Linked DNA regions of Homo sapiens: region 1 is linked to region 2. Evidence: read pairs that join two places in POLR2A ChIA-PET (ENCODE). Cell type or tissue: PC-9. All regions are shown on one strand.

Region 1 (8,000 bases), 430 kb before region 2:
CTGAAGGGACAACAGAAAGCAGTGCTGACATTACAGGTAGCAGGATGACTGCCAAGACAGAAACGCATTTCATATGTGTTTGAGGAACAAACAGCAAGGTGACCAGCATGGGGAGAGTGAAGAATGAGGGAAACCTTGAATGAGAGTAAAGCAATTCCATCTTGGAGGCTAATCTGCCATATTCTGATTAATCCCAGTTCCAAGAATTCATCTACAATTTCTATTTTATCTTTTTAAAAATATTATTTTTTATTTTTTATTTTTTGAGACAGTCTCACTCTGTCTCCCAGGTTGGACTGCAGTGGCACAATCTCAGCTCACTGCAAACTTCACCTCCTGGGTTCAAGCGATTCTCCTGCCTCAGCTTCCCGAGTAACTGGGATTACAGGCGCCTGCCACCATGCCTGGCTAATTTTTGTATTTTTAGTACAGATGAGGTTTTACCATGTTGGCCAGGCTGGTCTGGAACTCCTGACCTCAGGTGATCCGCCCACCTTGGCCTCCCAAAGAGCTGGGATTACAGGCGTGAGCCACCGTGTCTGGCCATACACATCCCTGCCGAAGCCCGCATTACCCTTCCCCTATGCTATAGAAGCCCTGGGTCGGGGGGGTGGGGGTAATGGCACAGGGATCCACCATCTTATCTTGGTGCCATCCCTGACTTGGCTTCTGTTCATAAACGCCTATTAAATGTTTCTTTCTGAGAAACTGGATTTGTCAGCCTCTTTCTTTGGTATCTCAGGTTCCTTGGCCTTTGCGGGTAGGTTTATATAGACCTGCTCAGCACAGGACAGGCAGTTTCTCAAAAAATTAAAAATAGAATTACCAAATGATCCAGCAATATCACTTCTGGGTATATAGCCAAAATAATTGAAAGCAAGGTCTCATAGAAATATTTGTACACTGATATTTATAGCAGTGGTATTCACACTCATCAAAAGATGGATGCAGCCTAATTGTCCATAGGCAGATGAATTGATAAAATGTGGTATATACATACAATAAAATATTCTTCAGCCTTAAAAAGGAAGGAAATTCTAACACATGCTACAACATGGATGAACATTGAGGACATTATGCTAAGTGAAATAAGCCAGTTAGAAAAAGACAAATACTGTGTTCTTTCACTTATGTGAAGCATCCAGACTGAGTAAGCAAACTAATAGAAACAGAAAGTAGAACGGGGGTTGCCAGGGACATGGGGAAGGGAGAAAATGGGAAGTTGCTTAGTGGATATAGAGTTTTGGTTTTGTCAGATGAAAAAGTTCTGGAGATTGGTTGCATGGCAATGTGAATATACTCTACATTACCCAACCCAAGGGCTCTCCTTAACCCCTGTTCCGACTGCCACTTAGAAGTGGTTAAGGTAGTAAATTTTATGCATATTTTACCACAATTCAAAATAGAATTATTATTTTTTTATTATAATTTTTTGAGATCCCTCACTCTGCTGCCCAGGCTGGAGTGCAATGGCACCGTCTCGGCTCACTGCAACCTCTGCCTTCTGGGTTCAAGCGATTCTCCTGCCTCAGCCTCTCAAGTAGCTGGAACTTACAGGCACATGCCACCATGCCCAACTAATTTTTGTAAGTTTAGTAGAGACGGGGTTTCACCATGTTCGCCAGGCTGGTCTTGAACTCCTGACTTCAGGTGATCCACCTGCCTTGGCCTCCCAAAGTGCTGGGATTACAGGTGTGAGCCACCATGCCCGGCTGTCAAATAGGTGTTTTGTTTTTTTGTTTTTTTTTTTTTTTTGAGATGGAGGTTTGCTTTTGTTGGCCAGGCTGGAGTGCAATGGCAGGATCTCGGCTCACGGCAACCTCCACCTCCCGTGTTCAAGCAATTCTACTGCCTCAGCCTCCCGAGTAGCTGGGATTACAGGCATGCACCACCATGCCCAGCTAATTTTGTATTTTATTTTAGTATAGATGGGGTTTCTCCATGTTGGTCAGGCTGGTCTCCAACTCCTGACCTCAGGTGATCCACCCACCTTGGCCTCCCAAAGTGCTGGGATTACAGGTATGAGCCATTGCGCCTGGCCTTTTTTTTTTTTTTTTTTTTTTGTGATGGACTTTTGCTCTTCTTATCCAGGCTGGAGCGCAATGGCACGATCTCAGCTCACTGCAGCCTCTCCTCCCAGGTTCAAGTGATTCTCTTTCCTCAGCCTCCTGAGTAGCTGGGATTACAGGCATGCACCACCATGCCTGGCTAATTTTGTATTTTTAGTACGTATGGGGTTTCTCCATGTTGATCAAGCTGGTTTTCAACTCCTGACCTCAGGTGATCCACCCGCCTCGGCTTCCCAAAGTGCTAGGATTACAGGCGTGAGCCACTGCGCCTGGCCTGAAAAAAATTTTAAAGTTTGAGAAAATACAAAATTTTCATAGTCTCCAAGTATTTCTCCTAAGATCTTTCCCCCTATGAGGGGGAAAGATAGTAACTTTACAATGGAGAAACCCAGCAGAAACCTGAACCAAATGAACAAGTTCAACATCATCAGTAAGAAGAACTATCAATGCCATAACTCTGATGGAATGCACTGGGAAGGATTCCACATCATTTTTGTGCTGTAATTGCCAAAAGTGTGTAACTTCAGTCCAATCATGGAAATACATCAGACAAACCCAAATCGAGGAACATTTGACAAATAGTGATCAGTACTGGTTCAAGATGTCACGGTTATGAAAGATAAGGAAAGATTGAGGAACTGTTATTGCAGTCCTACAAAATGGCGAGAGACTAAGAAATAACTAAATGCAGCGTGATCCTGGGTGGAATTTGGGAACAGAAAAAGGACATTAGTGGAAAAAGTGGTGAAACTCCAATAAGGTCTTTTGTTTAGCGAATATGTTCATTTTAAATTAGTTAAATTATTTAAATATATTTAAACATTATTTAAATATATTTAAACATTATTTAAATATATTTAAACATTATTTAAATGTATTTAATTAAATTAATAAAATTGGTTATTTTGTGAAATAATTTTAATATAGTTAAATATGAGAATGTGGACTTCCTGGTTCTGATCACCGTACTGTGGCTATCTAAGAGGTGAATGTTCAGGGAGGCTGGGGGAGGAATAAATGGAAATTATACTATTAAGTTGGAAGAGAGAAACCTACCCCATCAGTCACGAAACCCTCACATTCATGGCAGTGTGTCGGAGGTTCCAGTATGAATGGCATTTCCCAGATGTCAGCGCGAGGTCCCTGTGGAGGGAGTGGGGCTCCCTGGGAATCTAGTGGAGAGCATTCGGGGCTCCCTTCCTCAGGAGCCTGCCCTTCCTGCACAGAAGTGTCAGCCTCACCTCTGTACCACTGCCCCTCTGCCTCTCAGAACCCACTCGGCTTCAGGAAGATTCTACTGCCATCCTCCTTTCCCGGATACAGCCTCCAGGGACTCAGCCCTGCCTTCCCAAGTGTTCCTTCCTCTCTTGGGAAGGGGTGCTCTCAGATCCCACACCCCTGGACTTCCCCGGGCACCACCTGCTCCTTCTTCACTTCTCCAGCTCTGCGTTCTCACTCTGAGGGTCCTCTCCTGCTGGGAGTGTGTGTTGCTGGCAACAGTGAAGATTCCCCCCTGGGTTGCCCCCTGCCCTGTTCTTCTGCACTTCCCTGGCTTCCTGCGTTGGTTCTGCTGGTGTCTCCTGCTTTTGGTTTACATGGCTTCCCAGCTTCCTAATTTCTCTGAAGTTGAGTTTGATGTGTGTGTTGATGATGGGCTTTTTCCTCCTCCTCCTCCTTCTCCTCCTCCTCAGTCTTGTTGTTGTTCCATATAGTTTCCAGAAGGAGAAAAGAGACACTGTAAAATTTAGCTGCTGCAGGCTGGGCACAGTGGCTCATGCCTGTAATCCCAGCCCTTTGGGAGGCCGAGGCAGGCGGATCACCTGAGGTGAGGAGTTCAAGACCAGCCTGGTCAACATGGTGAAACCTCACCTCTACCAAAAATACAAAATTTAGCAAGGCGTGGTGGCATGTGCCGGTAATCCCAGCTACTTGGGAGGCTGAGGCAGGAGGATCTCTTGAACGCGGGAGGCAGAAGTTGCAGTGAGCCGAGATCATGCTACTGCACTTCAGCCTGGGTAACAAGAGCAAAACTCCATCTCAAAATAATAATAATAATAATAATAATAATAATAATAATAATGCCATGTTTCTATCAGACCCAGAAATCCCACAGAGTGAGCTGGAATTCTGTTTCTCTGTTTCCCCTCCATACCCACTGGCTCCTCTCTGCCCACTCCCTCTTGGACTGCATCACCAGGGTGCCTCACTGTCTGGCCCTAGTGGAATTCAAACAGTGGAGGATGTCATAGGAGGTGGGAGAGAGAGAGGAGAGGTGGTTATTTGCTCAGATTCTTCCTTGCTGGTTTGGCAGTGGCCACATCTTTCTACTGATGGCTGCAGCTCCTGATGATCCTCCTCTACAGCCACAGCTCTCTTTGGGATCTGTGGACACCTTTCCTAGACCCAGGGAGATAACAGCTCCCACTCTTGCTGGTCCAGGACATTCCTCATCTCTTACTGGTTCTCTTAACTCTGTCCACACTTCTGTGAACAGCCCCTTTCCTCAAATACCCATTCGAATATGTCCTCTGGCTTCCACCAGGAGCCTGACTGATACCCACAGGTGGGTGAATGCTGGCATGCTGCTGGGCCCCTCTTCCTCTGGTGACTGGCCAGCCAAGTCTCCAGGAGTCTCGTTAGGGTGGGCAGGTGGTGGGCACAGCACAAACTGTGAGCTCAAATCCACAGAGCAAAAGTGGGAGAAGACACTGGCAGGATGGACCGCCACAAAAGTCTTGGCATTCATGACGTCTGTCCTTTAAAGCATGCAAGGCATCATCATGCTTCAGACATGAGACAGCCTAAGTATTTAAGTATTTCAAATAAACAAGTTGTTTTCCAGAATTGGTCATTTCTAAGTTGGCAAATTACTATTGGAAACGTTGGCTGTCCTTGACTCAATGATTCAGCCAGCTAGTCCCTTGCCAAACTAGTTTGTTGGGCAAATTCCACCTTGAGAATTTATCTGCTCCTGTCAAAGCCAGATTCTCCCTGCCTGAGGGGAGGCTGGACTTGACCTTCTGACTCAGGATATGCTGACTTGGGTCCCTAGGTCCAAGGGCGGCCCTCTTGGGCCTACTGTGGGCTGGACCTCTTCCATGATGGGGTGGTGGAGGGCAGGCCCCACCTGATTCACACTTGACCTCATCCAGGCAGGTGAAGTTCCCTGCAGGAGTCACCTGAGCCCAGCCCCTCAGACCAGGATCCATCATGTTTAGGAGGATTTGGGGCTATCTCATGTTCTTTGGCTAGAAAGGGGTCCCACTCTTAGGGGTCTGCCCTCTGTGGGGCACAGATGGCTTGCTGGGGCCCATGGACTGGGCTGGGTGGACGGGAATCTGGTCACAGCAGCAGCAGCTGGAAGGCCAAGAGGGAGGGCACCAGGGCCTGGGACCCATGTCTGGTCCTGGGCCTCCCCGGGCCTCTTGCCTTCTCCCCAGCAGGCATTTGGGATCTGTGTCTGGACCCAGCCTTGCCCAGAAGGCCATGGTATGTTGTCATTAGAATCAGTGCTCACACCAAGGCAGTGCATTAAATTAGCAGGGCAGGGTCTCATGGGCAGGGGACCATGTGGAGGGGGTGGGGGGAAGGGCAGTTGTCCCCAGAGGCTGTGGTGGGCCTGGCTCTGGGCTGGGCAGTGGGCCAGGGTCCTGCTGTGTGGCTGAGCTCTGACAACAGGCTGTCTGAGTCTGGTGAGCTCCTGAAAGCGGGGACTGGTGGAGAGTACCCTAGGGTGGGAGCTCATGAGGAGGGGGTCTGTGGGGTCTGGAAGCCATTCTAGAGCAGGCAGATGACATTTATCAGCGGAACAGGCATAGAAAGGACCCTTGTGCGAGTGGGGAACACACAGCCTCAGAAGAAACAGGGAAGGGGCTTTGACAGGTCCAGGGAGAATCCCTGAGGTTTCCTAAAACAATTCCCACCAGCCATGTCCCAGGTGTCCCCCCATCCCCCAGGCCTCTGCAGTGCCAGCCCAATGCCCTGGGCAAAACATCCTGGACTCTGGCTGTTACAAAAGTAGGACAGGGTCACCTGGACCCGCCTGAGCTCCAGGCCCCCGACTTTCACAGCCCCTTCTGGGTCCAGAAGTTCATACGTATATAAATGAAAAATGTGCAAGAATCATATTATTGTATTCTTTTTCATAAAGAGGGCCCCTCTAAATTGTTTAAGCCCCAATTCACCCCTGCCCAAAGGAGATAGCAATGGCATGTGTGGGGCCGTAGTCTTGAGACCCAGAGGTCCTGCTGCCCACGATACCCACTGTCCACCCTAGGGGGACTGGCCATAGCCCTGGAGCCCGCAAACACCATGCAGGAATGCAAGAGGGTCTCAGCTCCCGAGTCCCAGGCTGGGAGGGCCCACAGTCCAGTAAACTAATCAGGCCCCAACACACCCAGGAGAGCAGCTCCAGGAGCCTGCATTGGGGAGAGAGCCTCAGACCCCTGCCACAGGCCTGCACCCCAGAAGTAGGAGCATGGGAAGACCTCTCCTTGGCTCCTGGCCAGTGGAAGTAACATTCCCCAGCCCTCTGGCTCCAAGGCAGCCTCAAGTCCCAGTCACTCCTTGGCACACCCTACCGGTTGGTCAGAGCTCACTGCCAAAGGGCACCTCAGTGATGAGTGGAGGGAACAGGTGTTTATCAGGAGCTTGCATGCTTTGTCTCAGGGACGATTAGTGACACAGCCAGGAAGGCAGGCTATCCCCATTTTACAGATGAGGAAACGGAGGCTCAGGTTGGGCTGGTGACTAAGGGAAGCAGCATGTGGCAGGGGGCTTGAGGCACGTCTGTCCATCATGAGTAACTAGGGAGCAGCCCTGCCACTCCTCATGCGATGCACCAGGAGCCGGGGAAGCTGCTTTCTAGGGGATTCTAGCTAAGGCCAGAAGCATCTCCCTGAGTGGTGGTGGAGGCCTCTGTCTACTCCTCCAGGACTGCCAGGGGATAGGAGGGCACCGCTGACCTCACAGACACTCTTGGGTGAGTGAGCATCAGCTGAGCGACGCCTGGTGACTACGCTTCTGCCCAGTGCTGTGCCCCCCTCTGACTCGGGCAAGGCACCACCCTGAACACCCCACGCTGTCCCATGGAGGCCGCAAACTGCTCTGCAGAGCCAGGGTCTCCAGGAATGGGGAGGGCAGTCACCCTCACTCCACTTGTGTTCATGACCCAAAGGACTGCCTAGGTCTCCAGGCCCATAGAACCCCCAAACCTCTTACTAGGCCACACTGGGGACCTTGAGCAGCAGGCTTGGAATCCTAGGCCTTGTCTCCAGGTACATATCAGTACCCAGGCTTGGGAAGCTTTGGTCTCAGGGGGGCTGGCACTCAGGCCCTCTGCCTCAAGGAAGAGGCATGTCCAGATCTCTCCTGTCCAGCCCTGCTCCCTGCCCCTATCCTTCACGGGGTCCCTAGGACAGGGTTATAGAAGCTTCATGCTGTCAGGGGATGCTGCCACCCCAGTGCCAGGGTGGCTCCGCCCAGCCCCTTCCTGCTGCCGCCCTCGCTGACTCACCTGTCCAGCCTCCTACTGGGCTGGGGCGAGGGCTTGTTGCCCCAGAGCCTAGATAGGCACCAGAGGCAGCTATAAAAGCATGTTGGGCCAGTCCTCAGCCTCCTAGTTCACCACTGTCTGCTGCCACACGATGTTGGGAGGCCTGGGAAAGCTGGCTGCCGAGGGCCTGGCCCACCGCACCGAGAAGGCCACCGAGGGAGCCAGTGAGGACCTGGGGCTCCTTTCTACCTGGGCTGGGGGGATCTGGGGCAGACTGGGTCCATTGGAGGTGGATGTTACTAGGCAGGCGAGGACCTGCGGGGAGGCCTTGGCCCCTCAGGAACCCTGGTCTCCTGCTCTACCAAGTCAGCACGGAGTTGAGGGGTGCAGACCTGGGGAGGTCTCCTGGGGGCAGGGCATGAGTCCTGGTGCTGGGT
Region 2 (8,000 bases):
CAGATCTGAAAGCATAATCTGACAAAAGCATTCAAAGACTACCAGACAATGCTGCGGGGAACTGAGCTGAGAAATCACTTGGACTACAAAGATGGTTTGAGGCAGACTAGTTTTTTACCATAGTTGCTGATTATTTTGATCATTAACAGGAAACATCTCAGCTGTCCATTACTTCTAAATTTACCTTCAGCATAATAAGAATGACCCTGATGGTGGTGAGAAGACTGTCACAGGAAGAATTAAGACATCCTGCAGCCTGGGCAACATAGCAAGACCCTGTCTCTACAAAAAATAAATTACCTGGGCATGGTGGCACTGCTTGTAGCCCTAGCTATGTGGGAGGCTTAGGTGGGAGGATCCCTTGAGCCCCGGAGTTCGAGGCTACAGTGAGCCATGATCATGCCACTGCATTCTGGCCTGATCAGCAGAGTGAGACTGTCTCAAAAAAGACATCCCTCAATTTTCTCCCATCACTTCTTTGTTAGTACATCTACAGAGTATAATTTAAAGATAAAAAGAGTTAATGCGATAGAATCAGACTCAGCATATCCTGATGGTTTAGAATTTCTTTTCTTACCTTGGCCTAACAGATTAACTGATCAAAGCAGTTTAATCCATAGGAATATGGATTTTGCCTGCATAATAAAATCCATGCTATGTTCTTAAAGAATATTTTGAACATTACAACAAGGACTAATTTGGGTTGAACTTTTTAGATTTAAAAAAAAAAAAAAGGCAGTTTACCAAAGTAGTGAGAAGTTAATTTACATGGTATGAAGAAAATAGGAATCTGAAACTTTTTGGCTCTGAGCAATAGAACTCTCCTAGCTTTTTATTATACCCCATGTTCCAAAATGAATTTTAGGTGATTTACAAAGATGTGGGAAAACATTAAATCCAAGAAAATCTGAAAGAAGGGGAAATAGGTGTAGGAAAAAAGACAAAGGCTGGGTCTTAACACAACCACACAGTAGTAAATAAGGGCCATGGCCCCACCTTTACCTGCAGATCCCCTGCCAGGTCGGGCCTGATGAGGATACTCAACTGCACATGAGCGACGATACTGTGTATCCAGCTACAAGACAAAAGAGGAGACACTTCTTATGATGCATCTTCTCACAAAGGATAATATTTTAGCAGGTTCACAGGAACACCTTGAAATCAACAGTGGTAAAAGGCATAGACTACCAACTTGAGGGAAAAGTCAGCTGAGTGCACTGGGTTGAATTTCAAGTAGAAAATCCCAAGCCAGATGCCCACAAAGCCATTTATTGTAAAAATTGCAGATTCTTCAATATTATTACTATGCCGTTAAGGAAATCAGGAGTTATAAATAATCCATATGGTTTAATATTTCAGTTAGTTCTAAGGGGGTTCGTCTCATTTCTTTTTGTTGGCTGCTGCATATATTTTAAATGAATGCTTTCATTTAAAACAACCAGCCTTTTCAGCAACATTGAAATACTTATGACTTTACCACCATATCGAAATTTAACTTTACATTTACTTTTTAGCATTATGAAATGCAAATATTTCACAGTTACCTCAAGGAATTAAAAAATGTAGAGATACGACTACAATATTAAAATGCAAATATCAAATAAAGCTATATATGACATCCTGCTGGGGCTTCTGGAATAAAAACATCCCCCAGTAGTTCCCTTGAGAGAGCACTGAAATCAAGAGATTTCAGGAAGCTTTTTCTGGTGAAGCCCCTATATTTTAGAGATCAGGGGTCAGCAAACTTATTTTTTGCAAAGGGCCAGATAGTTATTATATTAGGCTTTGTGGACCATAGGGTGGTTGTTGCAATTACTCAGCTTCGCTGTTATGGTATGAAGGCAGCCATAGATAGCACATAAATGAGCTTGGTGGCACTGCTCCAATAAAAGTTTATTTACAAAACAAGGCGGTAGGCCAAGTGAGTAGCCCAGGAACTGTAGTTTACTGGCCCCTATTCTAGATGAAAACAGCAAGGAGCAAAGTGCTAGTCTGTAGTGCCAGGCCCAGGACAGCTAGCATTCTTTTTTTTGTGGGGGGACAGAGTCTTCTCGCTCTGTCGCCCAGGTTGGAGTGCAATGGCACGATCTCGGCTCACTGCAACCTCTGCCTCCTGGGCTCAAGCAATTCTCCTGCCTTAGCCTCCCGAGTAGCTGGGATTACAGGCATGCACCACCATGCCTGGCTAATTTTCTTGTATTTTTAATAGAAACGGGTTTCACCATGTTAACCAGGCTGGTCTCAAACTCCTGACTTCAGGTGATCTGCCCACCTCAGCCTCCCAAAATGCTGGGATTACAGGTGTAAGCCACTGCAGCCGGCTCACAGCTAGCATTCCTAATAAACTAAACAACTAGCTATCTCCCTTTTTATGACAGCAAATGGGGAGAGAAATGGTAAGTAATTTTTACTTTTTTTTTAATAAACTTAAAGAGAAGACTGAAACATTTTCATCTGTTCAGTTTTATTCCTAAGGCAATCAAAAATTAAATGTTTTTAGCCAGGTGCAGAGGTGCACACCTGTAATCCCAGCTACTTGGGAGGCTGCGGTGGGAGGATCACTTGAGCCCAGGAGTTTGAGGCTGCAGTGTGCTGATTGCACCACTACACTCCAGCCTGGGTGATGTAGCGAGATACTTTGTCTCTTAAAAAAAATGAAATGTTTGGCTGAGAGCGGTGGCTCACGCCTGTAATCCCAGCACTTTGGGAGGCCAAGGTAGGTGGATCACTTGGGGTCAGAAGTTCAAGACCAGCCTGGGCAACTTGGAGAAACACTGTCTTTACTAAAAGAATACAAAAATTAGCTGGGCATGGTGGCAGGTGCCTGTAGTCCCAGCTACTCAGGAGGCTGAGGCAGGAGAATCGATTGAACCCAGGAGGAGGTGGAGGCTGCAGTGAGCTGAGATTGCACCACAGCACTCTAGCCTGGGCGACAGAGTAAGACTCCGTCTCAAAAAAAAAAAAAGTTTCAGAGAATCTAGCTGTGTAATATAATCATCAAGTACTACTTAATAAATGTCCTGTGTCAGATTATAAGAAGGCAAATTCAGTAGAAGTTCTCAAACTTTCTGGGGTTCACACTGAACCCCAAGAATCAGAAATGCTCATGTTTCCTTTTCTTGTTTTTGGTGAGTTTCTCCCTAAGTCAGCCTCGTGGGGTCTACTAGAATGAACAGTGTTCCCTCAAAATTTATGTCCACCTGGAACTTGTGAATGTGACCAAGTTTGGAAATAGGGTCTTTGCAGATAAATCAAGTTAAGGTAAAGTCGCACTAGATTAGGGTGGGCCCTAAATTCAGCGACTGGTATCTTATAAGAAGAGGGAACCCTGGACACAGACACACAGGGAGGAAAGCCATGTAAAGACAGAGGCAGGCTGGGCATGTGGCTCATGCCTGTAGTCCCAGCACTTTGGGAGGCTGAGGTGGGAGGATCACTTGAACCTCGGAGTTTGAGACCAGTCTGGCCAACATAGTGACACCCTATCTCTACAAAATAAAAAAATTAGCAGGGCATGGTGGCATGTGCCTGTAGTCCCAGCTACTCAGGAGGCTGAGGTGAGATGATCACTTAAGCCCAGGAGGTTGAGGCTGCAGTGAGCTGTGCTCTGCACTCCAGCCTGGGCAACAGAGTGAGACCCTGTCTTAAAAAAAAAAAAAAAGAAAAGAAAAAAAAGGCCGGGTACAGTGGCTCACACCTATAATCACAGCACTTTGGGAGGCTGAGGTGGGCAGATAATGAGGTCAGGAGTTCGAGACCAGCCTGGCCAAGATGGCAAAACCCCATCTCTAGTAAAATTACAAAAATTAGCTGGGCGTGGTGGCAGGCACCTGTAGTCCCAGCTATTCGGGAGGCTGAGGCAGGAGAATCACATGAACCCAGTAGGCAGAGGTTGCAGTGAGCTGAGATTGCGCCATTACACTCCACCCTAGGTGACAGAGCGAGACTCCGTCTCAAAAAAAAAAAAAAAAAAGGCAGAAATTGGGAGTGATGCAGCTGCAAGCCAAGGAACACCAGGGATCACAGGTGGCCACCAGAATCCAGGAAGAGACAAAAAGATTCTTCCCTAGACCTTGCAAAGGGAGCATAGCTCTGTTGACACCTTGATTTTGAACTTCTCGCCTCTGGAACTGTGAGGAAAAAATTTCTGCTGTTTTAAGGCACCCAGTTGTTTGGTCATTTCTTAAGCCCTAGGAAACTAATACAGAGGTCTGATATTGATTATCCTTACCACTCTTCTCATAGAAGAAAAACTTTGCAGTGCTTTAGCCTGCTGTGGTTCAAGGGTCATGAGTTGGGACAAGTGTGCTGCAAACACTACCATCCTGAAAACTGTCAGGATGTGGGGTCCCTGGTTACTTCCCCAGGCTCTCCAAGTGCTCTTGCCACAAAGCAGATTATGTGGGGTCGAGCTCCCAGCCTACAAATGGGGAGGGTCAGTGCATGACCCCATTGCTGATCAGGTTTTTTCTATTACTTAAAAGGGCTAGTAAATGCCTAATAAATGGTAGGCAGTGTCAGCATTTAAAACACCAGTAGAAAGAAAAAGTCCTAAGCTGGGTACAGTGGTGTGCACCTGTAGTCCCAGCTACTCGGGAGGCTAAGGCAGGATTGCTTGAGCCCAGGAGTTCCAGGTCTAGTCTGGGCAACATGGCAAGAGCCTGCTTCTGAAAAAAATTTTTTATTAAAGTCCCAACTCACTCATCCACCAGGACTCATCATAATCTGAGACCACTTTTGATGTAATTCCAGAAGAACAGGATTACATAATAAAGTTATGCTTATCTGATGTGTACTGGGATTTAATATTCTTGCTTGTGGTCAGACATATCTTAAGTGTTAAATTGCTTAGAATATTTGTGATTTCTGTATAAGGCATTAAAGAATAGGCATCAGGGACTAGTTAGAATTTGAACAAAATGTATTTATAACACTTTTTATTGTTGGAAACTCAACTTTTATTCTGGGTTAAGCCTCTAGATAAAATCTTAAGTCTGCCAAACTATTATTCCCCCCACCTTTTCTTTCCCCAACTATCAAGACCATTCTAGGAAGTACGTCACTCTACCAAAAATGATTGAGTTGTGTTGGGCCTGGGGAAAAAGTCGGGCAAAAGGAGCCTTTCTTGTGGCTGCTGATAGTTAGGTTCATCCACCACCGCACTTTGAGCTCGACTAGAGTCGCCATGGGGTTTCTGCAGAGGAGACAAAAGTTACAGAAACAGTGAAAACTATCTGTAATGTGGTATGTAGTTAAAACCCTATCGACCATGGCAGATATGGTAAGTGCAGGCCAAACAGCTCCAATTCCACGTCATAAATTAGCACTGTGTTTGTACTTTTGACAAAACACAGTATAAATCAAGATCAGGGCACAGATCCTGCAGAATTACTGCCCATTAGGTTGTATGGTAAGTACATGGAGAGGCAATATGAAAGAAACATACCATCTGTCTTTGTGGCCCCACAGTGCTCACATGTTCCACTTCAGCTGTGCCAATAGGTGGTAGCAGATTATTTCGACTCAGGGGCGTCGGTGAGGGAGAGGAGAGCGAGTCGGGTGCCACTGGGCTGCAGATCCCACCAACAAACACGAAGGTATGAAAGCATGAAGTTATAACAATACCAGCAAATTGATTAGAAATCAGATAAATGAAGCAGATGAGTTTAATGTGCACAGAAAGCTTTAGGCTACCTATGTTTTCAAGTAGAGATCTCAGGATTTTTGGAAAATTAGTTTTTAAAATAGTGTTTTCTGATTTTGTTTTGAAGCTCTATACTCTGGGTACACAACAGAAGCTGGCCTTTTCTCTCCCACAGAACTGGAATAAAACATTTGTCCCTATCTGGTATTGCACTTCTCTGCTGATTTGGATTTGTAAATTCCCAGCTGATGATGGAATTCTTGACAGTTCTGGACCTTCTGGTTATCGTTTTCCCTAATAACTATAGTTCTCGGGTAAAGTTCCTAAACCTTCATTCCCTTCAGTAGGATCTGGAGCAGCTTGCAGTATTCCTTATCCTTAAGACAGTAATTGAAACTGAATGATACTTTCATGTCCCAGAAGTAACAAAGCAACTTACTTTTCAACTTTGAAAAAAAGTACTGTCAGAAGGAATGAGAGATTAATTATACATCAAGACTACTCATCCCCAAATGAATGCATTTATAGCTCTGTTGGTATAGATATAGCTACATCCACATAATAATGCTTAACTTGGAAGCCGCATTGAAAACACTGCTGTGGCCTTATTATCTCATACCTTTGAGGATATTTTTAGAAATTAATCATCCTAAGACATTTTGTGAATCAACAGCTAAAAGAATTCTATGTTTAAAATTGGCTCCTAGGTATTTTTGCATGATGAGGCTCAGAGTGTGTAGTGAATGAAGGGTGGGAAAGGCGATTACTTTTAGTGTCACTTCCTAGGAAGTGCTAAGGGATATTTTTGCTGGTATGTAAGCAACTACTTATCTGAGGTTTATGAAGTTTTCATTGTCAATGGAATAAGCAGATCCCAATGGTACAGAAGAACCTTAAAGGGGAATTAACTATTATTTTGGAGTGAATTTCACTGAATATGTTCCCAGCACGGAAAATGTTTGATTAAATAAATAGGTTCTTTATTCCTTTTGTAACCCCAATATAGTATTCTAGCCAACATTTTATTTTTACAAATAGAACTCTTTAGCTAGATCAACAGAAAGATTCAATATCTATTTCATTAAAATTATTTAACCCCTGCTGGGTGCGGTGGTTCACACCTGTAATCTCAGCACTTTAGGAGACTGAGGCAGGCAGATTGCTTGAGCTCAGGAATTTGAAACCAGCCTGGGCAACATGACAAGACCCCTGTCTCTACTAAAAACACAAAAAGTTAACCTGGCATGGTGGCACCACCCGCCTGTGGTCCCGGCTACTTGAGAGGCTGGGGTGGGAGAACCACTTGAGCCCAGAAGTTGAGGCTGCAGTGAGCCATGATCATCCACTGCACTCCAGCCTGGGCGACAGGAGTGAGACTGTATCTAAAAAAATAAAATAAAATAAAATTTAACCACATTAAAAAATTTTGTGTTGGATCTAAACCCATGGGCAATCTGTCATAAGACTACTTAATGATTAGTTTCTAGGCATAGATTTCAGTCTTATATTTAAATTAATTCTGTATGTAAAATGTGTTAGTTTTACCACGGTTTCCAGAAGTTCTGCTTTTGAAACCTACACTCGGGCTCCTCTGAGGATTTCTTCCACAGATCTTGGTGTTTCAGCACATGAATGGCTCGTGCTGATCGGATGAAGAGTTCGTGGTGGTGGATTGCGTCTCCTGGTGGACTGCACTGTGTATGACAGAGATGATGTACTAAACTCCACAGCTCGATTTGGCCAATTTCGAGTTGAAAGGATGGTACTGGACCCAGGCCTCATAAGTAGCTTGTCATCAAGATCTCTAGTAGCCAAATCAGAAACCCACAATGAAGTAAAGATCAGTATGTCAAGGAAGACAAGACTAACGGGGTAAAAAGCCTTAGACTAGAAACTACATTTAGGGGGAAATAAAGCAAAAATAAAAACCTTTCAATAAGTAACACTAGTTTCCAGATGGTACTCTAGCTCAGGCATGAGAATCTGTTCTTAAAAGTGGGACATTATTTCAATCATAAACATAATTTACTAGAATGGACATTTGGCAAAGCAAGTCCATTATCCACCTGCCATCACAGTCACTTTTTTAGTCACCAGTGAAGGCAAGCCTGAAGGACACCTACTCCAAAGTGCTTCCCAAAAATTTGCCACAGGGGCTGATTCCTACTCTGTTTGAGGCATTCTTTTGTGCTGAAAGATTGTCACCAGAAAGACAACTGAAAGACAAATATTGCTGCTTGGGAGCAGTTGTGGCACCAGTGTGGCTCCCACTGTAGCAATTAAAGTGCTGAGCAAGTTGGAGCTGGCAGGGATTTGGGTTTGGGTTCTTTGGAAAGCTGGGAGTGGGCAAAGGGTC

Evidence for each region. Peaks named below come from ENCODE experiments on the same cell type or tissue, not always from the same donor. Only the 100,000 strongest peaks of a DNase experiment are listed, where the experiment ranks them.
Region 1: POLR2A ChIA-PET joins it to region 2 with 18 read pairs; 3 of 35 experiments call an interaction of 5 or more read pairs at or near these places.

What each region holds. Positions count from the first base shown.
Region 1 is chr10:73,663,487-73,671,486 of GRCh38, reverse strand. SYNPO2L-AS1 (SYNPO2L antisense RNA 1) reads right to left here. Exons shown (of 3, transcript NR_187519.1): 2 at 3,126-3,761. Among named protein-coding and RNA genes, the nearest start is that of SYNPO2L, 11 kb to the right of the region's middle. In PC-9, no CTCF peak of the experiment used is centred here; DNase peaks (open chromatin) are centred at 4,886, 6,666 and 7,646; H3K27ac peaks cover 930 bases.
Region 2 is chr10:73,232,387-73,240,386 of GRCh38, reverse strand. FAM149B1 (family with sequence similarity 149 member B1) reads right to left here. Exons shown (of 14, transcript NM_173348.2): 10 at 7,224-7,448; 11 at 5,447-5,570; 12 at 5,069-5,194; 13 at 1,003-1,075. It also overlaps a transcript of DNAJC9 not described here. Among named protein-coding and RNA genes, the nearest start is that of DNAJC9, 11 kb to the left of the region's middle. In PC-9, no CTCF peak of the experiment used is centred here; no DNase peak of the experiment used is centred here.